6 separate regions of the Homo sapiens genome follow, and regions 1, 2, 3, 4 and 6 are each linked to region 5. A link is an interaction called in ENCODE POLR2A ChIA-PET data of the cell type or tissue named here. Cell type or tissue: MCF 10A. All regions are shown on one strand. Region 1 overlaps DSG2 (desmoglein 2). Region 2 overlaps LOC105372049 (a long non-coding RNA gene). Region 3 holds the start of DSG2 (desmoglein 2). Region 4 overlaps DSG1 (desmoglein 1). Region 5 holds the start of DSG3 (desmoglein 3). Region 6 overlaps LOC105372049 (a long non-coding RNA gene).

Region 1 (4,000 bases), 64 kb before region 5:
GATTAACATTGGTGCATTTAGTTAATGCACTGTTAACTAAATTCCATACTTTATTCTGATTTTACCATTTCCCCCACTAATGTTCTTTTGCTGTTCCAGGATCCAATCTACGATTCCACATTGCATTTGGTGATCACTTCTCCTTTATATCCTCTGGTCTTTGACACTTTCCCAGTCTTTGTTTCTCATGACCTTGACGGTTTTGAGGAATACTGGCTGAGTATCCTGCACAGTGTCCTCCAATTTGGGTTTATCTGTTGTTTTTCTCACGATTAGATCAGTATTATGCATTTTTGGAAAGAACATCACAGAGCTGAAGTGCCCTTTCTGTCACACCATACTAGCTGGTGTGCAATAGCCACATGACACCACTGGCTAAGGTACTGATTGCAGTTTCTCCGTTGTAAAGTTACTATTTTTCCCAGTCCCTATTCCATTCTTTGGGAGTGAGTCATTAAGTCTAACCCATCCTCAGGGCAGAGGGAAGCGGGGAGGAGATCCTGCCAGACAAGATGCTTTAGTCTGAATTTCCTTATCTGTAACAGGAGAGTAATACATACTGTGGCAGACATTTTCAATTGTCTAGCTTATTGGCATTTTCTCTCATCTTCAGTGTTCATAAAACTCTACTTTGTACTCTCAGGTAGACCCTGCCTAGCTCATGGAGCTGAATGACTGGCATGACAAAGCATGGTATGTATGCCCATTTACTTTGATATTGGCTGGTTTAGGCATAAATGTGTAAGAGAATTTTGGTCAATGAGGTATCAGGAGACCCTACAAAAGATTCTCCTCACTGATTAGAAGAGAAGCACATGCATAACCTTCCTATTTAAGTGCCTCTGGAGACTGTTGAGTGAGGAGGTGACATTTGGAATAGCTACAGCCATGCTGTGACCATGAGGGGAAAGCTAATGAAATGCTAGAGAAGCCAAACTGAAACCATAAAGGCTTTAAGTTACAGAATCGTTCAAATTTGGACCAACTCTCTCTCTAAACTTTTTCTTACGATTGATATTCAACATTCTTTTCTTTAACCTAGTTTTAGTTGGGTTTTGTTACTTGCATCTGAAAGCCACCTAACTAGGATACATCCATTTTGCAGGGCTGATGTGCAAATTAAAGAAATATATGAAATGTAACTATTGCAGTGACTGGCATTCAATAAACAGAATTTATGAGACATTTCCTCAATTCTAAGTTTTGCATGGTCCTTATCTTAAAATTTCTGCAAGTTTGAATTAATTCATACCCTCAATTTCCTGAGCTTGTAGGATATGTTAAGTAACACAATATTCTTACCCTGTTGGATGCTTACATACTGGGGAGACAAAGACAGACCAGGTTTTGATAAGAGCAATAAAAAAAATTAAAGCAGGGTCAGGATAGTAGAGAGTGACTTGGAAGTGTGGGAAAACTCTCAGAAGGGGCTGCATCTGCACAGAGACGTGAATGGTATGAGGAAGCCAGTCAGGCAGAGCCCTGCAAAAGGAACGCCCAGGCCATGCGGTGGTGAATCAGTGATGATGATGTCACAGGGATAGGCCAGTACCCAGTCAGGGAGAGGACTTTGGGTTTTATCCTGAGTGTGAGAGGAAGCCACTGGAAGCTTTTATGTTTGGAAATGATACAACCAGTTTATGTTTGAAAAAGCTCGCTGGTGCTACTGTATGGAGAACAGGCCATAAAGTGGCAAGAACAAATGTATAGAGACCAGACTGTAGTCATTGCATCATTGCAGAAGCACGTGCAATACATAACACTAGCTTAAACCCTGGGAGTTGCAGTAAAGATGAAAGAAAGTAGATATCTCCAGTGTTTATTTTGAAGGCAGAGGCAACAGAGACCTGTGAATGGAATGAATGAGGGCAAATATAGATGACCCTTAGAATTTTGACCCGGAACACCTGGGTGAGTGAAGGCACCATTTCCAGAGATGAGACAGAATGGGGAGAGGGATGGGGTAAGCTGAAGGTGAGGCAGGAGACAGGGGTGGTGTTGAGGGAGGGGTGAAATGGGAGGTAAGAGCCGTTTTTATGTGTTCTGTGTGAATGGCCTTTTGGATATAGGAGTTAGTAGCTCAGAAAAGAAGTTATGCCCGGAGATAAAAATTTGGGAGTCATCAGTCGGTTTTAGTTAAGGAACTGGGATGCATATTAGAGGTTTTGTACATCTTTAATGTAATGTTTCTTTTCTTCTCTCAAAAGGCTGGTATTAAATTGCTGAGCATCTAGGGAGCCAGCGTGACACAGGCAAGGCTAATCTGCTGTGAATTGGGACAGCGGCTATCAGGGGGATCGTAGGGACTGAAGGGAGCACAAGGGGCCTTCTGGGATGCTGGCAATCTGTTTCTTCACCTCGTTACTGGTGACATGGTGTTTTCAGTTTGTGAAGATTCAGTGCACTCGTGATATGTGCACTTTTCTGGATGTATGTTACACTAAAACATCAGAAGAATTGATGTGCATCTTAAAGTCAAGGTTGTCTTGGAATCTAGGTAAGAGGGTTCTGCTATCTGCATTTTTATAGCACGTATTGCAGTAGCATGCTTTTAGTAAGGTGTTATGGACTGAAATATTTGCTTCATTCATTGTACAAAAAAAGAAAAAAGAACTGCACTAACATTTTGTCAATTGTGGAACTGTCTGTTTATTTGACTGAGCAGTTAAGATCTCAGCCACTGCTTTCTAAATAATTTGGATCTGGTTCCTTAAGATCCTCTATCTCACAGAACACATTCTTAATTTAGACCAATCGTTCTCCACTAGGGGCAGTTTTGCCCTGCCCCGCTCCTCCTGCCACTGGGGATATTTGGTAATGTCTGGAGACGTTTCTGGTTGTCAAACCAGGGTGGGGCTCGAGGTAGGGGAGATAAATGCCAGTGGCATCTAGTGGGTAGAAACCAGAGATGCTGTCAAACATCCTACAATGCACATGATAGCCCTTACAACTAAGTGTTATCTGGCTGCAACTGGCCAAGTGCCGAGGTTAAGACACCATGGCTGCGTTTCTCTGATTGGAAGCTACTGTAATAACCAGGGTCAGGACAGTAATACAAGCTGCAGAGGACTGTGGAGATTCTGTACATCTCTAGTGGGTAGTATACTGCAAGTAACATGACTGGAACAAGCAGAAACTCTCTGCCTTAGTCCTCCATTCCCACTCCCTGGCACTTTTTAAAAAACCTGTCCACTCTGTAAGTTTGAGTCACCTCCTGTGGGGATGCTGTGAAGAGGTTTCAAGCATGGGAGGGGTGGCTGGACAAAATGGCCAATAAGGTTTCCTCCAAACACTAAATCTGTGACTTTTTTTCTCACCAGGAACTTGGTGACAGAAAAATGTCACCTGCAACATGACTTTAAGACTGACGAGGAAAAGTAAGCTGCTAGTTCCTGTATCCAAAGCAGTGTTTTCAGATGAACCAAAAAATTCTGCAAAAGCTTTTCTAATTTGCTAAACTCTAAAAAAAGTATTTTATTAACTAGTTTTGCTGCTTTGAAAAACATGTAAAAAATTTTTCTACCATTGGATCCTGCACATCTTATAAAAACTGGACTTCCTGGTATCTGGCAAAAGATTTTTTTTTTTTTCCTGCAGAGGCATGAGGGAATACCAAACACCATCAATCAATGTACTCTTTGTTTTCAAGGTCAGCACTTTTAGAAAAGACTTTCTGTTCTGAAGTCACCTTGATGAGTTTAAACAAGAATCCAGAAGGACTCATGAGTCACTGGATGACAGCTCCTCCTGGCTGACAGGTTCTCTGTCAGAAGTCTTTCCTTTAAAGTAGAGAATCTTGAAGTGTTCAGTGGTTTTATGGTGAGGTGATCCCTTAAACTTTAATAGATCAGACTAAGAGATACCTTATTAAAAATGGATGTAGAGAAATACAAATTAGTTTAAAACATTATTTCAACTTTCAGTCACTATAATGGCTTCTAATGTCCATTCAGCGAGAAATTACTAGAAGGTAAGCAGTGTGCTCAACGGACTATCTTTA
Region 2 (4,000 bases), 210 kb after region 5:
CACTTCGGGCTTTTCAAATGAATTCAAGTTAGAAGGTATTTTAGAAGTCAAATCAGTCTAAGAGCTTATCGGCTAAGGACAGTATGAAAATCAGGAAACCTTTGAGTGGTTTTCAAAATGAATTTCTTACAGTCTCACACTTAGAGACAACTAAAATATAAATTATTTATATGTAAATTGTTCATTCCCCTAGCAGTACCAGTGTTTTCAAGGGAACTGTTGTGAAGACACTAGAGCTTTCAGGGTTCTGGTTTACATCCCTGTAAAATCTGTAGAGCATTGAAAACCTGTTATTTGTAAAACACTCCACAGTTGATTCTGATAATCAAGTCCTCTTTTCAAGAAAGTCTGTTGATTTCTATTTAGAGAAAAAGGAGAAATTAAAAATAAAGCCAACAAACAGCCAGGACCGTCTTAGGGGATTTAACTCTTTATCTCTTTCCCCTGTTGTATGGTCTGCACAGCAGTTAATACTTTCTGAAATCACCTTGCTTTTTACTTGTTCCTTCCCACCCCCTCACCCATTGTATACACTCCATGAAAGCAGAAACATTGTCTCTTTTACTTTGCGCTAAAGTTTGTTGAATGAAAAAAAAAAAAAGACTTCAGAAAGCACCTCTATCCAGCATAGCTTTCATACCTTAAAAGACATAAATCCCTGTACATTTAAGTGATTTACAAATTTTCCAAAACCACAATAAATGAATGAATCAGGATAAGAACCTGGGTCTCTGTGCAGCTCAAGTGTTTGTTATTGTGTGCTAGTTAGTTTCAGGTGGTCACCTGCTCAAGTCCATTTGTCTAGATAGTATTAATTGATTGCCAATAAGTCAGGCACCTCATTAGGTGTTGTGATAAATACAAAAAGTACAATAACACTCTTCTTGCCTCAAAGAATTTATTATCTAGTAAGTACAATAAAACCTGTCCACTGAAACTACTCCCCCAAATCATTCCTCCTCCTACGTGAATAAAATCACTGAATCTTTGGCATGTTCACCAAAGACACAGCAATTAGGCACTCATATTTTGGCAAAGAGTCAAGTGTATTGTACAGTCTATAAAAATCCACTACCAAATTAATTCACCTGTGTGCCCTTTACCCAAGATATTGGTACATGTCACTATGGGAACATGGTTAGAGAGCTCTTTTGATGGAATTGCTGGATGTGACTTCTTCTAGGTATCTACACTTGACCATCTTTTGTCACAGAATTTGCTAATCCCCAAATAGCCACCTTGAGGAGGGGAAAAGAGGGGAACTAGTGCAAACAATAAATTAAGTTTTTATTTCTAAGTGCTTACCCAAGGCCTGAATCTTTCTAATGACTTCAGGAATATACTTGTTAATACAGGGCAGGCAAAAATTTCATGTTGTCAGCAAAACTTTGATGGTATCAAAATAAATATGAGTCATGTAATTTCAGCTTTTGAAGGTGGGGTCTGAGAAACTAGAAAAGATTTCCTGACTGGCAGATAGTGAGACAGCAACAGCCCCCTGGGAATGGAGAATCCCGCATCTCCACCTCCATCCAGTGCAATTGCAGAGACCACCGCCAGGGTGCCTAAGGCTGGTGCATTGAAACAAAGGAGATTCTTTTTCCCTGTCAATATTCTGAAGCTGCATGAAACAAACACCTCTTTTGTGACTCCTGCAGTCTCAGACAGATCAAAGCTTTCAAAAGGAGGTGTTGCTGGACAGTTTCATTGCTCAAGGCTAATGATTCACCTAAGAATCCACCCAGGAAAGTTGCTAAGCTGGTTTGCTGGCTGTTTGGTGAAGACTTTTAAAGAGATATTGCCACATTTGAAGACAGAATTTTACTTTACATAAAAATTATACATACAGAGGACGGCGAAAAGACAATTTATATTCTGATAAAGTAAATGGGATTTCTTTTAATTTTCATCCTTAAAAACTATATTTAAAAATGAACTGAAGAACATGATATAACTTTTCCTCAAACATCCCATTCAAAAGGTAGATTTAAAGTTTCTCTGTATGTGGTGCTATTAAACTCTGAATAAATGCAGATAAGTTGGAAATATGCCATTTGTTACTGTGGGAAAATCATGACAAAATATTACTCAATAAAGCCCTGTTTGGAGACTGTACACACAGGTGTGGGCACATGCACACCATCAACAACCTTCCTTATACTGTAAAAACCAAAGCATATGCATGCTTGATTTCTTAAGTATTATTCTTACTTGAATATAATTTGCTTAGACAAAAAAAGAGCTAAGAAGTAAATCCTTTTACAACCATCATTTCACATGGTTTTCTGGGAACTTTCATTTGGCAGGAATTCTGTGCCTTCATGTATCTTTTACCTAAATCTTAAAAGGAGAGGTGTAATTGAAAAAATACACCCAGCTATTCGGGAGGCTGAGGTGGGAAGATCACTTGAGCTCGAGGATTTGAGGCTGCAGTGAGCTAGGATCATGCCACTGCACTCCAGCCTGAGCAACATAGTAAGACCATGTCTTTTACAAATAAAAATAAGTAAAGAAAACAGAAAACAAGTAAATTAAAATTTTGACATGATTTTTAAAGGCTCTTGGCTTAGCCCCTCTCCAACAGGATTGGATTGGATGCTTACTTTACTTGTTTCCACAGCTTGTGGTGCCTTTATCTGTAACAAGGGCCACAGCATGGTGCCTGAAGCAGGAAGTGATCCAGCCAATGGTTTGTTGCATGGATTGCTAACTACCTCTAAAGCTATTTTCTTTATAGCATGTGTTTTATGAATATCCATACTACCAAATAATAGCTGTAAAGCCTATGGTAGAGTGAAGTAGAATAATCTGGGTGATCTAATAATGACGTCAACACTTGACACTAAAACACTACCATTTGAGCCAAGTGTCATGGCTCTTGTCTGTAATTCCAGCACTTTGGGAGGCTGAGGTGAGCGGATCGCTTGAGTTCAGTTTAAGACCAGCCTGGGCAATGGTGAGACCCTGTCCCTACAAAAAATAAAAAAATTAGCCAAGCATGGTGGGGCACACCTATTGTCCTAGCTACTCAGGAGGCTGAGGCAGGAGGATGACTTGAGCCCAGGAGGTCTAGGCTGCAGTGAGCCATGATGGCACCACTGCATTACAGCTGGGGCGATGGAGTGAGATCCTGTCTCAAAACAACAACCACAACCAAAAAAACAAACACAAAACCCCTAAGCACTACCAATTTGAGATTGAGGTGTGCAAGCAAATTCCTTCTTTAGTATGTTTAAATATTGTCGTAGACTCAAGTTAAAAGATAAATGGCATGTATTTGTAATCCAGAGTGTCCAGGCACTATACTTTGCATAAATATGGTCATATTTAATTGTTGCAACAAACCTCCGAGGTGTCATTCCTACCATTCTACAGAGATGAAGAAACTGAGACTTAGAGAAACCTCCTAGTTAGTAAATGGGAGAAAAGACGGGATTCAAATTTGAGTCTGTCTGACTTTAAAGGCAGTGCACTTTACATATAGCTAGTAGCATTTTTAGTTATTCATATCTTAGTGTGAATTATTTCATTCACACCTTAGTATGAATTATTTTATTGAGACCTATTTTCTGCTGGATACAGATGCTCCTCAGTTTGCAGTGGGGTTATGTTCCAATAAACCCATCCTAAGTTGAAAATGCATTGACTATAACTGGCCTGCTGAACATCATATCTTAACCTCATCTACCTTAAACATGCTCAGAACACTTAATTGGCCTACAGTTGGGCAAAAATCACCTAACACAAAGCCTATTTTATAATAGAGTGTTGAAAATCTTATGTGATTAATGAATATTGTACTGAAAGTGAAAAACAAAATTTTTGTATGGATACTTGAAGTACAGTTTCTACAGAATGCATATTGCTTTCTGTCATCTTAACACTGAAAAAACCTAAGTCAAAACATTCTAAGTCAGAGACTGTATGATGTATCAATCTCCCTGAGAAAAGGGAGTTTTGAAGAAAAGAAAAAAGAGTGGACAATTTTAAAGAAGAAGGT
Region 3 (4,000 bases), 50 kb before region 5:
GTCGCTTTCTAAAGGAGATGTTTATTACTGCCCAATAAGGTAAAAGTATCAAATTGCTAAAATGAAAGATATGCCTAATTTGCTTACCTGCTACTCTGTGAGTGTACAAATTGGCCTGATTGCTACATTATTTGAAGATTAAAGGTCATTTATTTTCATATATGGAAAGAATATGTAACTCTCAAAGTAAGCTAGGTGTTACATTAGCTTGGGATTCTCCTTAAACAAGGAAACATCAAGGTGACAGGATTAGTTGTTTTGCCAGCCCAGAGGCTAAAAACGACGTCCCAGATCACGTCTTAGAAAAGTTTTGTCAACAAAATGAATTTTCATTGAAAGTTACCTCAAGGACACGGGGAAAATGAAATGGATAAATAGAGCATGAAAATGAACTGTGTGCTAGGCCTGGACGCCCTAATTATCATGCTCTTCCACCTGAGAGTTCATGGAAATCTCTAGACTGGATTCAGTCACGCCTTTTTCCGTTTTGAGACACACACACACACACACACACACACACACGATTTTCTTCCACATCCCACCAAAACTCGAGGATAGAAGGGCTCATGTTTTGGAAGTTAGAACTTTGAATATAGTGAATGTATTTGCATTTTTAATTATTACGTAAGAAAACTGAGTATGATTTTGCATCTAATCTCTGTAAACACATATTTGTGAACTCTCTGGAAGGTGAACTCACACCTATATTTGCAGCATAACTGTCACTTTATTAAAACCCCTTTAGTAAACCCCTATAAGCGAGATACATACGTGCAACCCCTTAAACAAACAGAAAACCAACAGTTTAAAATCCAATTTGAGCAAAAGAACTCTAAATCCAGGGACTGAACGTCGTTTCCGGGAGTGAGGGGTGGGGCGTGGGGGAGGGGGCGCTACACTTCCATTTTCTGTAACCTTTTAAATGAATAAGGCTTCAAACTATTACATATGTTTATTATCTTTAATATTGGAAAACTTTTGAAACACCAACTTCATAAACTTTAAGTTAAAACTATATGTGGGTGATCCACTTAAAATTAAGCTTTGTAAATTACACCTTTTTAAAAAATTTTTAGCCAACTTTTTGCACTCTAAGAATACAAGTATGTTCCTGGTTTCCCCAGTTCACTGGCTTGTGTCGGCGGCTAGAGGAGCTGGGGAATCCTAGGGAAATTTAAGGAACGTGGAAGAAGCGCGAGGTTGTTCCCTATTGCCTCCACGTTTCTCGTCCCAGAGACTCTCAACAAAGCCTCCGACCCCCAGCAATGGTGTTCCCCGCCCCAGGGCTCACTACACCCACACACCACAGAAAAGGGCGCTGGGGCCTGGGTGACGCGGGAAGGAAAACACAACTTCGATAGGTCGCAACTTACTCTCCTGGCTCCAGCCAAGAGGATTTTCCGAAGCCCCAGGTCGGATCTCGCCGCAGCCTGCCCGGCCCTTTTCCCCCCTCGGGCAGCAGGAAGGAGCGCCGGGCAGGTAACGCGCACAAGGGCGGCGGGCAAGTCTGGTCGCGAGGTCTAGACCTCGCCTACCGACGCCCTCCCCGGCGGTGGCTCCCCTGTCCCGCTTGCGGCACTTACCAGGAGAAGCAGCAGGGCGTACGCGCGTCCCGGGCTCCGCGCCATCGCACCCTCGCCTCCGCCTCCCGCCGCCGCACCGCTCCGCGCCGCCGCCTGCCCCGAGCGCGCACTCGGCTCCTCCCTGGCCCCGGCCTCCCCCCGGCCCGGCCACCCTCTCCCTCCCCGCCCCGAGGGCTGTCTTCCCGTGGCGGTTGCGCGGCCCAGCCCAGCCCAACCCAAAGGCGCGGCTCCAGGTGTGGCCGCCGCGAGAAAATGGAGCCGGGGGCCGGCCCGGGCCGCTTTTACAGAGGTGGGGAGTTCAGCAGAGGAGGGAGGCGCGGGGTGGACTCCCGCCCGCTCGCACTCGCACCTGGGACCGTGACGTCCTTGGGTTGGGGACTGTGGGTGGCAGGCCCCGCCCCGCCGTTCTCTCCTTCCCGACCCCCTACTCTCTGGAGAATGGCGGGAGGAGGGAGCCTCCTGGCGGGGCTCGACCTGGGTAGCGCGGGTCGCAGGGCCCCGGCCCAAGGACAAAAGCTCCACGGAGCAGAGTCCTGCGGGACCAACCGGCCCAGTGGCTGCGGGGCCAGGCCGCCCAGCACCGCCCAAAGGTCCCGCACTTTGTGATTGTGCTTTGGGCCCGGAGCGCAGGTGTCGCTAGTGACATGGGGACCCGTGTCCTCAGGAAAGCTGCGACCGCGGTGCGTTCGGCCCGCTCTCCTGGAGCGGAGGTTGTGGAGCAGAATTTCAGGTGGCTGTCTCCCCAAAGGCTGCTCTTCCCTATGGCCCTTCACTGCTTCCAACAGGTTTGCAGCTTATCTGGCTCAAGGAGAAACAATCACCAGAGGTCAAAAAGGACAATTCTTGGGCTAGGAGAAAACTCTAGGGTGTTACGGGAAATATATATATTCTTTGAAATGATTTACAATTTCTATTACACCACTAGCTAGATCAGAGGCCCCGCTCCAAGAGTGACTAGCTGAGTGGCCTGGACTAGCCTCTCTGGGCCCCAGTTTCCAGATCTGTCAAATGGAGTTAATAGCGACCAACGCACGGGGAAGTTTTGAGAACGAAATTGGAAAATCTTAGGTAAAGCATTCTGCAGTGTCTAGAACTTAAGGGTTCAATAAATAATTGTTAAAATTAGAACAACGTGATTGCGAGGTGAGATGTTAAATTGACATCTTGAAAAGCAGAAACTTAGTATGGGCATCCAAACACTAGAATCAGCACCGGATTACGAAACTTCCAAGAAATGTAACGACTGAAAGTAATGGACGAGCCTATTGTTCTGTGCGAGAAAGGCGCAAGGGGAGAAGAAAAGACACACACACCATACTTTTAAGGGTAAACAACCTTTATCCCAATTAAATGGCAACGCGGATATAATAAGCAAATGATATAATAAGCAAATTGCAATGGGAAGGGGAGAAGGAAAAGATATATTTATAGGTACACTCACCAGACTGTGGAGGATTCACCACCACACCGGGAAGCAACAGCCTGGGCTCCAGAGTCGGACACTACACTCACCAGACTACAGAGGATTCTCATGAAGTTTCCTCATGGTCTGGGACCCTAGCTCTTATCGTAACAAGTTGTTTGGCATGAGACCCAGTCACAAGGGCCCTTCCCGACTGGACTCAAGGAACACAAAAAGGTCAACTTGTGTTTGCGATTGTCTGTTGTGTTTCAATAACTAACAAATAGGAATTTAAATAGAGATTTATTTGAAACAGCGCTCGATGAATTCCTCAAGGGGCTCACACCACCTGTTCTGGGACTTGGTGGCCATTGTTTGTGTCCATGTTCAATTGAGTTCAAATTTAATATTTAAGTTTTCCTCCACATTCGGCTTCAATCTGATACTCAATCGCAGGAAAATACCCCTACAGATACATGGGGAAGGCATAGTTGATAGAGATTACAGATACAGGGTAAGCACAGGAGAATTAAAAGCAAAATTAATAACACACCCATCATGGCTTTGCAAGGAGAGTAATATTGTGAGAATTGTCAGGGATATACACATAACATCCAGTGCAGTAAGGTGCAAACCCCTCCTTGGGCTGCAGTAAGCATATCTAATGCCTTTCCATTTGCAACACAACAGTACATAGCTGAGCAAATTCATCTGATAACAACATACATCCAGTGCTACTATCATTAAGAGCTTTTCTTAGAAGTGAGCTTAATGTTTTAATTTGTTGCTGAAGCAGGATTGTATCAGCTGCAGGGGAGAATGCTGTGATAGGATACCACCCCTACGGAGTCGGATGCATTCTAACCAGGGATGTTTGTAAGCATCTAGATTACTGGGGAGGGGAATATTATCCCGGATGGTGAATGGAATTAATGGCCACCCCCAAGTGCATATCCCCATCCAATATGGGGGCAGGTATCGCTACCCATAGGATCCGCATACCCAGAGGGCCCCG
Region 4 (4,000 bases), 120 kb after region 5:
AAATGACAGCAATAAAGAAATGGTATATATTAATTTGAATTCGTAATTCAAATTCCACTGAGATTTTTGGAAGAGGTTATAATCTCAGAAATAGAGGATGTTTAATTGGGAAAATTGGTAATTTTGGTAATCTATTAATTTTAGCATTATATGAACTTGACTTATGAGAATACATTTTCTTCAGAAAACATATTGTTATTCTCAAATTATTTTCTTGTTTAAAAATTTGGAAAAATGGATTTGTTATATATTACCTGGATTCGGAATTCACTGTTAACTTCTACCACCACCTGTAAAAAATAAGATAATCACACTAGTTATTTTTTAATTAAATGCTTTAAAATTTATATTATCCAGTTACTTTAAAAACAACATGAAACCATAGGCTTGTGAGTCATTAAAATTATTTTATCAGCCAAATAGCAGGTGGATTTGGTTTATGTCTTGGGTCTGATGATGATGCTAAGAATTTTTGTTTTTACCTTTCAATTTACTCTTCTTTTTATTACTATTATTTTGTACTTGTATTTCTCCCTAAATAAGAAATTTTTAACTTTTAATTGAATTTATTCAGAATTGCAAAGTATGAAAACTTTATTTGTATAACTGATATAAGAAAATTATAGTTTACATTTAAAAATACTAACAGTAGTAATTTAAAAATATAAAAAAGTTCTTTTTATAGTTAATTTTAATTGTAGCATTAAAGAAAATATGAACTTAATGTCTCTAAGTATCTACTTTAAAAAAATTGCCACAATAGATAATTCAGAAAATAAGTATTTATGATCAATATGAGAAGTATAAAAAGATAATGTTTTTATTATGAGAATTACATATCCATTGTGTATCTAATATTAATAATTATGATTGTTATTACTCTTATAATTTGTTAAATAATAGCTAGGTATTAGGTTATGTATTTATGTAAATCTATGCACTTAATCTTTACAACAAATACATGTGGTCACCACTAATACTATCTCCATTTTACAGATGAGGAAATTGAGTCTTGGATATTAACCTATGGCTAAATATAATTCAATACAATTTAGCATAAATTTTCACTTGAGCTGTGGGTTTTACAATAAAATATGAGATAGCCTATTCCCTCAAGTAAATTACTACTAAGAAAAGCATGCTACAAAGAATTTATATTGCAACTTCAAGAACTCAAAAAATTCTGATTTTAAACTAACCTATTATCCTTGTGATTGGTGATATTTACATACGACAATAGGAATACAGCATGAAGAAAAAAAAAAGAAAAGTAAATGGCCCAAATTTTAAAACATGTAACTGAAATGTTATCTGTAGAGCCCATCTTGGGTGCAGAACTGAAATGATGAAATGGTGTTCATGTAAATGCATGCTCCTTGCTGCCTGTGAATTTATGAACACTTTTCCCTCTCTCTTGTTTGTGAGTGTGGGATGGGAGATGGGCATACCTTATTTGTGTGTTTGAAAGCCATTTCTTCATAGCTACAGAATTGTGCATGGATCTGTTATCTGTTATTGCGCTTCCCTTACTGCATTGGAGCGCCAGTGCTTGCTGTTTGTTTTGGAAAGCTATGCAGATGACTAAGAAATCTTTCCAGCTTTATGAAGCTGGGTCACTCTTTTTCCCATGAGAGACAATTTGGGCAGAAGACCAAGTAGCTTTCACCATACAGTCAGACTCTCAACTGGATTTGTAATCTAAAAACCGCCAAGTCTGCTTAAAAATGTGGTGGGTTGGTGTAAGCTTATTTTCTGTTGCTCAGAGTCTAGAATAAACTCTGATACAAAGTCACTCTTGGACTTTCAAAGGCAAAATAGTGAAATCTGACTCTTGATAGAGTTGGAAAATCTTCAACGTATTTCCCCAATTCTCTGAACTTTAGTTTTCTCACTTGTAAAATGACAAGAGTAGACTAAATTTTATACAGGTAACTTTCCAGCTGTAATATTAAATGCCTGTGTGCAGTAGGAAAATATTGAAGTATTTAGATGTGAGAAGAGCATGATAAAATTGTGGTTTTAAAGCTAACTCTGACAACAGTTGGTAGGACTAGTGGGAAGAGGCAGTGATTACAGACGGTGAGCAGTTGAGGGTCTCTGTATCAAAGCAGACTGGAGGTGAGAAGGAGGTACGCTGGAGCAGAGACAGAGGGAATGGATGGGGAAAGATCAAGGGATACTGCAGCATAGCATTGGCAGGGCTTGAGAACAAATGGGATGGGGGTGTTCGAGAGAGGGAGGAAGCTCAGGGGATGGCAGTTTTAAACTGTGGGATTGGGAACAAGACAGTAATAGAATTTAGCAGATTAGAACACATTGAGTTTGAGATGCCAGATAATGCCTGGGTGAAGATGATCAGCAATTGGAAACATGGATCAAAACTTGAGCAAAAGTTCAAGCTGGATATGTAGATTTGAGGTAGATCTGCTCAGGCAGGATAGTTGAAATCGTGAGAATTTGAAATTTCCAAAGTAGAGGATACAGTCAAGAATCAGCCTGCAATTGAGGATAAAACTAGAAGAGTTCCTACATTTATAGAACTAGGAACAACGACAACAAACAAACAAAAAAAAAAAAAAGGAAGGAGAGGGCCGGGCGCTGTGGCTCACGCCTGTAATCCCAGCACTTTGGGAGGCCGAGGCGGGTGGATCACGAGGTCAGGAGACTGAGAACATCCTGGCCAACATGGTGAAACCCCGTCTCCACTAAAAATACAAAAATTAGCTGGGCGTCGTGGTGCGTGCCTGTAGTCCCAGCTACTTGGGAGGCTGAGGCAGGAGAATCAATGGAACCCAGGAGGCGGAGGTTGCAGTGAGCCGAGATTGCACCACTGCACTCCTGGGGACAGAGCAAGACTTTGTCTCAAAAAAAGAAAAAAAAAAAAAAAAAAAAAAGGAAGGAGAGAAGGAGTGGCGAAAGAGAGAAGGAATGGCGAAAGAAACAATAGGAAAATATAATGCATTATAATGGAGGTCAGAGGAAAAGGAAAACGGAAAGACAGATGGGGTTGAAAGAGATGAGGTAAAAAAGTTGAGCAGAGTGAATTCTGAGGAAATCCTGAGGTTCTGAGGGACCTTCAAGAGAATATTTTTAGCTGGATGGAACATGCACTTGCTTGACAGCAAGGGATTAGGAAATGAGAGGAGGAGAGGAGGACATAAAGATGGTCACTTTTTCAAGACATTGGTGATAAAAGGGAACAGAGGGACAAGATAGTAGCATTTTTTTTTGAGAGAGGGTAACCTAAGGATTTTTGAAAGTTAAGATAGAAGCTAGGAGGAGATTTTGATTTAAAAGAAGAGATGTTCAGCAGGAAGATTCTCATAGAAGTGTTGTGATAGGGAGAGCAGGAGAGAATGGGCAGAAAAAGAAAGGACCTCAAAGACAAAGGCAAGGAAAGATAGAGATTAAAATCGATCAATTAGGAAAGGGAAATTGGAAGACATTGTACTAAATGACCTAGACTTTGTCCCTGGAGTAAGGGTGAGGTGGATGGAGATTAAAATCAATAAACTGGGGAAGGGAAATTGGAGGACACTCTCCTAAATGACCTAGACCTTGTCCCTGGAGTAAGGGTGAGGTTATTTTCTGACAATTAGGGGAGAAGTTTGGATTCCCAAATGAGTTTGGAGTCTGTGCTATGGAGGCTGTGATGGAGATTTACCTAGAGATGAACACAGAGGTTATCAGGCTGACTGAGTATATCTCAGCTGTTTTGCCCAGTGGATAGGGACTTTGGGGTAAGTCATTAAATCAATCTGTGCTCAGTTTCCTCAGCTGTATATGAGACTAAAAGTCCCCTCTAGTCCTAAAATTCTATGAAAACAGTAAATAATTCACCTGAAATACATCCTCAATGAGTTTCCCCTTCATTTCTGTTTTAGGAACCAATCCATTTATGTACTTTTTAAAAGCTACAGGAGACAAAATCACAGGCTAATTTTAATAAATCCCCAATTACAGTAATTTTTAATGTTTTCCTTTTTAATATTGAAGTTCA
Region 5 (4,000 bases):
TTAAACAGCATGTGTATGTAAAATTTTCTTGAGTGGAACCAAATACATGTCATTTCATAGTTTCCTTTATGACTAGAATTATAGGGACATTGTGCGGGGGTTTTTTAGTTTAGAGAAGGCTCATTAAATCATTCATTTACTCATTCTTCAAACAATTGCATGTCCACTCTAAGACAGATATAATAAGCATTGAGAATATAAAAATAAAAATTAGCCTCAATATAAGGATGTCACAGTCACTCCAGAATCAGAGGAGTAATTGAGAGTGTCCTATATGTCAAATTAGAAAAAAAAAAGAATCCCCCTTAGCTTATGGTGGCCCAATCCTATGTCCTCATGGCAATACTATCCCGACAGCCCATGCTGCATGGCCCCTAACTTCCTGAGCTTTGCCATTGGCTTGGACATAGGGGTTATCAGACCACCTGGGGTTCAGCCCAGACATTTCCCATCTGGAAAGGTGGGAAAGTCATACAACTGTCACATTTCTCTTTAACAACATCCTCCTTTCAAATAAAATCAGGTACTGAACACAGTTACATTGTCGTAATAGAAATAGAATCTTAGAGGCTGGGTGCAGTGGCTCACATCTGCAATCCCAGCATTATGGGAGGCCGAGGTGGACGGATCCATTGAGGCTAGGAGTTTGAGACTAGACTGGTCAACATGGCAAAACCCCATCTCTACTAACAATACAAAAAAATTAGCTGGCTGTGGTGGTGCACGCCTGTAATCTCAGCTACTCAGGAGGCTGAGGCACGAGAATCACTTGAACCCCAGAGGCAGAAGTTGGAGATCGCACCACTGCACTCCAGCCTGGGCAACAGAGCCAGACCTTGTCTCAAAAACAAAAACAAAAACAAAAATCTTAGGGAGAGCTAAGAAAGTCCTTTCTTGAGATCTATCTCCCTGTGACTTCTTGAAGTCCATTTATCTCAATTTTTTTCATGAAGAAATGAGGTAAATTGATGCCTAGGCCAACCCAGCTTATCATGGAAACCATACAAATTAGCATTAGGAATTGTTTTGACATTCATTTTTAAGGTATATTTAACTATTTTGATATCTCCGTGTAACAGATAATATTGTGACTTTTCTTTTTTTTTTTTTGCTATAAGAACACAGTTAAGGAGTAAGTTAGTCTGTAACATCCAGGTTTTAAACAGTCTGTAACATTCCGTTTCTCTTTTAGATAATACTATGTACGACTTTCTCAATCAACAGAAGTATTACTTTTCTGAAAAAAATGGCTTTAAAATGTTGTATGTCTTTCCCCCCATCCCCAAAGGCTGACATTTTCTTTTGGCACATAATAGCTAAACATAAATACTTACTTAATAATCCTCCCAACTTCTCTAGAGTCAAACACTGCTTTGATTTTAATTCTGCGATTTTTTACTTTTAAAAGCGTGTCAGGTATCAAGCCCAGGCGTGTAGAGTTCTTAGCTATATGCTAAGAGACATGTAATCTTGGAAAATAGAAGTGGCTCCTGTGTTCTTGTTTGTGGGTTAGAAAAACTAGTAAAAGCATAACTTTAAAGAAAGTGAAAATGTTGTGGAAAATATAACCTGTGATTAAGATTACTTAATTCATTAACTAAAAAAAATTCTAAATGGTTTTTAAAACTCATTTCTTTCTGGTTTATTTTTCTATGTAAAATACAACATAAAAAACAACAAAAGAAGGAAATTGGTAATCTTCACGATTTCATTTCAAAGTGTTGATTTCCACTGCACTCCTTTTAGAATTTATAATAAAGATTGTGCAATCAAATATAATATTCTTTAACAAGGGAGGAAGCAGGGAAGTTTGTGATTATTAGGAAAATCCAGGACTTACCACGAAGATGGCCAGAGCCCCTGTAGTTCTGGGGAAGAGCCCCATCATTGTCTCTGATTTCCCTGGTGAAAAAGTCCAAGTGAGCCGCTGCTTCTATCCTGCCAGCCGTCTGCAGTTGATGTCTAAGAAAAGCCCTCTGCAGCGTCTCTGCTGCTTTCCGAAGGAGTCTACAGATGGTCTGTTATGCGGTCCCTCCCCACCCTAAACCAAGGGTAGGTCTCACCAGAAACGCTTGCATCACCTTTGCTCCCAGGTAAAAACTTAGCCACACCTCGATTCCTAAAGCAATGAAATCCTTTGTTGGAAGCTGAAAGAAAAGTTCACAGGCTAAAGACAAAGTTTAATAGGAAGGTACCAGATGAATAATAAATTAATCATGATGTGGAAGTGCAAAAGCTAGTCCGGACTACACTTTGTCAGTGTTGATGTCTTATGGCTGAATCTAGTTGACTATGGTTACAATGAAAACCGAAAAGCAAAGCAAAACGTACAAAATCCCCCAAAATCTAACTTGTAAAAGAGCATTTATTTTCAGCCTGAGTATGTGTGGGTAGATCTAAAGTTAAGCAAAATGTAGATGTTAAGCAATGATATATTTTATTGAAAGGCACTAAAAATATGAAGAAGAAAAACATCCCATTAAGCAACTATGAATGTAGGCTTTGAATAAAAAAAAAAAAAGAAATAAAATTGAACAGTTATATGGTGCCTTGAATATTTGAAATATATAAATAATGCGTTGCAAAATTACTCTGATAATACTCAAATGACATCTTTTATACTGTATTTCTTTTCATTTATAACTTTCAAAAAAGCCTAGATTGCCTAATAAGGTAGATTATCTTGGTGCTCTTTTCATTACTCAAGACATTTTCCCCAGTGTGGTGAACCTGCTTGCTGTTACATACTCGGAAGTGCTTAAATACTTCGACTCTAACCCAAGATAAAGCAGAGGGGAAAAATTACCAGCCCCATTTTAGCTACTTTGCTTATAACATTAGAATTTAAAGTACTTTTTACAGTTTCAGAAATATTGAAAGAAAGGTTTGGTAGAAGAGCAATTTTATCTTTGCAAGTATTACACATTAGGTTTTAGAAACCACTTAATCACAGTTTTTTTTTTGAATCGGGGTCTCGCTCTGTCGCTCAGACTGGAGAGCAGTGGCGCGATCTCGGCTCACTGCAACCTCTGCCTCCCGGGTTCAAGCAATTCTCCTGAATTGAGGAGGCTGTCTCCTGCCTCAGGCTCCCGAGTAGTACAGAAAATGAAACATTATTCTTATTTATTTATTTATTTATTTACTTACTTACTTACTTGAGACTGCGTCTCTTTGTGTTGCCCAGGCCGGAGTGCAATGGCGCGATCTCGGCTCACTGCAAGCTCCGCCTTCCGGGTTCAAGTGATTCTCCTGCCTCAGCTTCCCGAGTAGCTGAGATTACAGGCTCCCGCCAACTCGCCCGGCTAATTTTTGTAGTTTTAGTAGAGATGGGGTTTCACGTGTTAGTCAGGATGGTTTTGATCTCCTGACCTCGTGATCCTCCTGCCTCAGCTCCCAAAGTGCTGGGATTACAGGCGTGAGCCACCGCGCCAGGCCAATCACAGAGTATTTTAAGCAGAAAGGACTGTGTAGTCTAGGAGTTAGAAAAAACATCTTGTGAACAAAATTTTGTTTTTGTTTCTTTTTAAATTGTGGTAAAATATACATAACATAAAATCTATCATTTTAACTATTTTTAAGTGTACAAATCAGTGGCATTAAATATATTCACATTGTTGTGCAACCATGACCATTACCACTCTTCATTTCCAGAAAAGTCTTGGTTTTGAAATAAAGACTTTGTAAATAAAGTTTTATTGGAACACAGCCATGCCCATTTGTTCATGCATTGTGAATGGCTGCTTTTGTGTTGTAACAACAGAGTTGATATGGATAGAGACTGTATGGCCACAAAGTCAAAAATATTTTCTTGTTCTTTACAGAAAAAAAGAAAAATTGCTCATCCCTGAGTTTTACCATATATCTTAAATGGATTTGTGACAAATCTGATGAGTGTTGATGCTAATAGAGAAATAATTAGAGAACCCTTAAAATCTGCTTCCACTAGGAAAGAAAATTTCAAAAGATCAAATTTGGTGTTCTCTGTAGAGTTCCCACTAAA
Region 6 (4,000 bases), 190 kb after region 5:
ATGGCTAGGCTGTTTTGAACTCCTAACCTCAAATGATCCACTTGCCTCAGCCTCCCAATGTGCTGGGATTACAAGCCTGAGCCACCATCCCCAGCTTTCATACGTAGATTTTTCTGCTGCTCTCCCCTTTGTTGGATCTCTTGCTTCTCAGGTCCCATGATTTCTGTTTTCTTGACTTATTTCCTTGTGAGAGAGCAGCTTCCAAGAAGAGGTGCATTGCAAGTAATCATTTTGAGACTTGACATACATTATAATGATTTTATTTACTCTCACACTTCGTTGATTGTATGATAGATATCAAAGTCTAAGCTAGAAATGAATTCCCCTCAGAATTTTAAATATATGGCCCCATTATCTTTTAACTTCTAAGACTGTGTTATTTACCATTATTCTAACTGAAGTAACTCAGGAATGGAAAATCAAATATTGTGTGTTCTCACTTATCAGTGGGAGCTAAGCTGTGAGGATGCAAAGGCACAGGAATGATATAATGGACTTTGGGGTTTCTGGGGAAAGGGCGGGTGGGGGTGAAGGATAAAAGACCATACATTGGGAACAGTGTACACTGCTGAGGTGATTGTGGGTGCATCGCAATCACAGAACTCACCACTAAAGAACATATTCACGCAACCAAACACCACCTGTTCCACCAAAACTATTGAAATAAAAGTTAAAAAAAAAAAGATTTCCTTCTTCAGTCTTAAAAATATTAAATAAATATATTAAAAAAGAAAATTGTGTCATTTAGTGGCATTTTGTCAAGAAGAATAAATACTTGTGTTCAAACTCCAATATTTAACCTTTTTAGTTATACTACATTGATTTCTTGTTCCCTCGAGTGCTTTGTACCTGCTCAAGTATGCTTGATTGCTTGTTAAGGCCAAGACGTAACACACTGATTTGTGCTTCAGTGGGCATGAAGCACATTATTATTAACATGAATAATAATTTTGTTATTTAAAAACAATTTTTTTTTGAGATGGAGTCTCACTTTGTTGCCCAGGTTGGAGTACAGTGGTGCAATATCAGCTCATTGCAACTTCCGTCTCTTGGGTTCAAGCGATTCCCCTGCCTCAGCCTCCCAAATAGCTGGGATTACAGGCGTGTGCCACCATGCTGAACTAATTTTTGAATTTTTAGTAGAGATGGGGTTTCGCTGTCTTGCCAGGCTGGTCTTGAACTTCTGACCTCAGGTGATCCACCTGCCTCGGCCTCCCAAAGTGCTGGGATTACAGGCGTGGGCCACCGTGTCTGGCCTAAAAACAAATTTTGATATTGGAGCATTATTGCACAACTGAAAAAGAAAGTTAATGAGTCAAGAGAGTTCCAGAAAATATACAGAGAACTCTGAATTACCAAAATACTTTATGCTGTTCTATTTGAGCAGTTACTTAGTTTTTACACTTCTTAATTTCAAGATGATGGCCTAAAATTATATGAGAAGTTCTTTAGTTCTGAACATACGTTATTGAAACTTTCTGAAACTAAAATTTCTGAAAGACTAGTGATAAACTTATTCGTTGTAGAAAAAGTTCTATTGTAAAATCCTTAATTATACTCCACGTATGAAACATAACTTTCAATAATACATTTTCAGCATTTAAAACACATCCTTTAAGCTCATTCGTGTACCTTATAATTGTTCACATATGCAACTGATTGAAATCCCCTAAGCATCAGAATGAACCTAAAGATACACAGCTTTTGGCAAGCCTAGTAATTTCTATCTGTATCTCAAATATAGTACATATATGAAACTAAGCTTCTTTCAGTTAGCTTTAAACAGTGATGAAATTACTTGAGATGAGACAGAAAAAATTACATTTATAGGAATTCTTTGTGAAAAGGAATTTGACTGTGGGAGGAAAACAACAGACATACCACAGGTTGAATATACCTGAAATCAAACCTAAATGATGGTAATGAGATTAAAACAATTGTTAGTGTACAAGGGTAAAGATAGAGAGAAAGCAGACAATTGTAATGACGTTTTGGAAGTTAGAAATCAAATGGACAAGTGGAAGTTGAAGCAGTAGATGACTGAGAGTTGAAACCAAAGTAGATGCATTCACATCTGAAAACCTAAAAGGCCTCATGGATTGGAGACAGATACAGAGGGAGACGAGAATAAGGTTGAGAGTTAATTATTGCAATAATTAGTACCCTAACTTCCAAATTCTGCACAGCTGATGGATGTCCCTGCTTTACCCAAGAAGATTAGAATGTTACTCTCTGGAGAGTAACTGAGTAAATCTCAGAAAGACTCTGAGCTTGCAATTACCTCCATGGTGAAATGGGTTAAATAAATATAGGTATTTTGAATGCTAAGATCCTGACTACTTTGCTTCATTAGCTCAAAGATGTTGACTGCCAGCATTATTTCTCCAAGGCAGAGAAATGAAAGATTCTTTTGTAGAAAAGAATCTGGGGTACTCAAATGTAATATCCTAGCTAGATTGCCCAGTAACAAAGTCCACAAATTGACATTCCCTGTTCATGCACAGTGCACTTCTATTCAGCTTTTTCATTGCTTCATTCTTAAATATGAATGGCATCAAACTTCTTAGCAACTCTGAACAATAGAAACAAAAGATAAATGTCTTTGAAATACTTAGAGAAAATGACTACCAACTCGAAATACTATTCCTAGACAAACTGTCAGTTTAGTATGGATGATAAAGGATAGAATACAGACATCTTCAGATATTCCGTGTCCTCAATTTTTTCTCTCATGTGTCCTTTTGTAGGAAGCTAGCAGAAGATGTCATGCATCAAAATGAGAAATAATCTTTAAAAAGAGGATGACATGGGATCAAAAATCAGGAGTTCCAACACAAGAGAAGAAAATAATCAAGATGCTGCTTAAAGGAAGATCAAGGATGACAACCAGCTTAGAGAACAACCATTCAGATCAGCGGACAGAGGACTATAGGAAATTTGTCCCCAAGAAAAAATAATAGGCTACTGAGATATTTGAATAATGTACATTTCTTCTGGAAATTTCAGGGGTGATAGTATATACAAATCTAAGAAAACAAATAAATAAGCGAGCAGAGAAAATCATGCAGTGTCAAGCTGCACAAACTTCAAACTCAGCATACGTTAAAAGCATGTGTTAGAGTTGGTTGTGTATAATATATCTAATGGCAAATTGGTTTAAAATTGAATATTGCAAAATTGGGAATTATTCATATGAGCTTAAAAGTGTTGTCAAGATTTTAGGGAAGCAATCCACTGTCCTCCTTCATTCAAGGACTTGTTTTGTGCTCTCTCTGCCTGAAATGCTCTTCCCCAAGATGTTTGGTTGACTTACTGTCTTAATCATTCAGGTCTTTGCTCAAGCATCACTTCTTTGCTTAATTTATTAAAAATAGCACCGGCTATCACTTTTAAAATTTTTTCTCTGTTTCATTTTCTTCATAGGACATGTTAGTTTTTAAAATGACACTTAAAAAACTTGTTTATGTCTTGTCTGTCTCTTTTCTGTGTCCCAGACCTTGAAACATCTGGCATATGGTAAGTGCTTAGTAAAGACTGTGGATTAAATGAACCCAATGGGCGGTGAGCTTCATGACAGCAGAGACTGTCTTGTTCACTATTGTATCTTCAACCTCTCTTCAAGTGTCTATAGTTATAGGTAGCAGGTATAGGTATTCCAAAAACACGCATTGGTTGAATGAATAAATGAATGAAATCAAAGATGAGGTTTCTCTTAAAATTTTTAATGAAAATGTTTTGCGACACTTGGGGATTTCATACAATTAAAGAAAAGTCATTTTTTTTTTCCAATGGAGTTCAGGGTGAGTGATAAATTCTTCTCTCCTCCATGGTGGACCTCAGATTCTGAGCTGCAAGCTCCGAAGGTGTGTAGTGTGTAGTGTGTTCTCTCACACCTCAGTGAGCAAATCCAAATAAACATGATCACTAATATGGTTAAAAGGAGATGAGTATACCTCAGGGCCAATACCAATTCATAAGCCTCATGGAGTTCTTTTCATGA

What was found. ChIA-PET counts read pairs that join two places held together with the same protein. Peaks named below come from ENCODE experiments on the same cell type or tissue, not always from the same donor. Only the 100,000 strongest peaks of a DNase experiment are listed, where the experiment ranks them.
Region 1: POLR2A ChIA-PET joins it to region 5 with 74 read pairs; 5 of 35 experiments call an interaction of 5 or more read pairs at or near these places.
Region 2: POLR2A ChIA-PET joins it to region 5 with 52 read pairs; 2 of 35 experiments call an interaction of 5 or more read pairs at or near these places.
Region 3: POLR2A ChIA-PET joins it to region 5 with 26 read pairs; 10 of 35 experiments call an interaction of 5 or more read pairs at or near these places.
Region 4: POLR2A ChIA-PET joins it to region 5 with 20 read pairs; 2 of 35 experiments call an interaction of 5 or more read pairs at or near these places.
Region 6: POLR2A ChIA-PET joins it to region 5 with 23 read pairs; 2 of 35 experiments call an interaction of 5 or more read pairs at or near these places.

Annotation. Positions count from the first base shown.
Region 1 is chr18:31,510,181-31,514,180 of GRCh38, reverse strand. The region is part of intron 1 of DSG2 (desmoglein 2); the gene reads right to left. Among named protein-coding and RNA genes, the nearest start is that of DSG2, 14 kb to the right of the region's middle. RefSeq lists an enhancer at 2,858-2,927. In MCF 10A, no CTCF peak of the experiment used is centred here; DNase peaks (open chromatin) are centred at 440 and 1,510.
Region 2 is chr18:31,239,714-31,243,713 of GRCh38, reverse strand. All of the region lies in intron 1 of LOC105372049 (a long non-coding RNA gene), which reads right to left. Among named protein-coding and RNA genes, the nearest start is that of DSG1, 76 kb to the left of the region's middle. In MCF 10A, a CTCF peak has its summit at 1,555; DNase peaks (open chromatin) are centred at 1,673 and 2,063.
Region 3 is chr18:31,495,880-31,499,879 of GRCh38, reverse strand. DSG2 (desmoglein 2) reads right to left here and starts at 1,703. Exons shown (of 15, transcript NM_001943.5): 1 at 1,584-1,703. The coding sequence starts at 1,628. RefSeq lists a silencer at 1,504-1,973 and an enhancer at 2,174-2,313. In MCF 10A, no CTCF peak of the experiment used is centred here; DNase peaks (open chromatin) are centred at 1,339 and 1,729.
Region 4 is chr18:31,322,871-31,326,870 of GRCh38, reverse strand. DSG1 (desmoglein 1) reads right to left here. Exons shown (of 15, transcript NM_001942.4): 2 at 255-290. Among named protein-coding and RNA genes, the nearest start is that of DSG1, 6.7 kb to the right of the region's middle. In MCF 10A, no CTCF peak of the experiment used is centred here; a DNase peak (open chromatin) is centred at 1,610.
Region 5 is chr18:31,445,766-31,449,765 of GRCh38, reverse strand. It overlaps DSG3 (desmoglein 3), which reads right to left and starts at 2,025. Exons shown (of 16, transcript NM_001944.3): 1 at 1,841-2,025. The coding sequence starts at 1,888. In MCF 10A, no CTCF peak of the experiment used is centred here; DNase peaks (open chromatin) are centred at 415 and 2,045.
Region 6 is chr18:31,256,683-31,260,682 of GRCh38, reverse strand. LOC105372049 (a long non-coding RNA gene) reads right to left here. Exons shown (of 4, transcript XR_001753388.2): 4 at 1-1,256. Among named protein-coding and RNA genes, the nearest start is that of DSG1, 59 kb to the left of the region's middle. In MCF 10A, no CTCF peak of the experiment used is centred here; no DNase peak of the experiment used is centred here.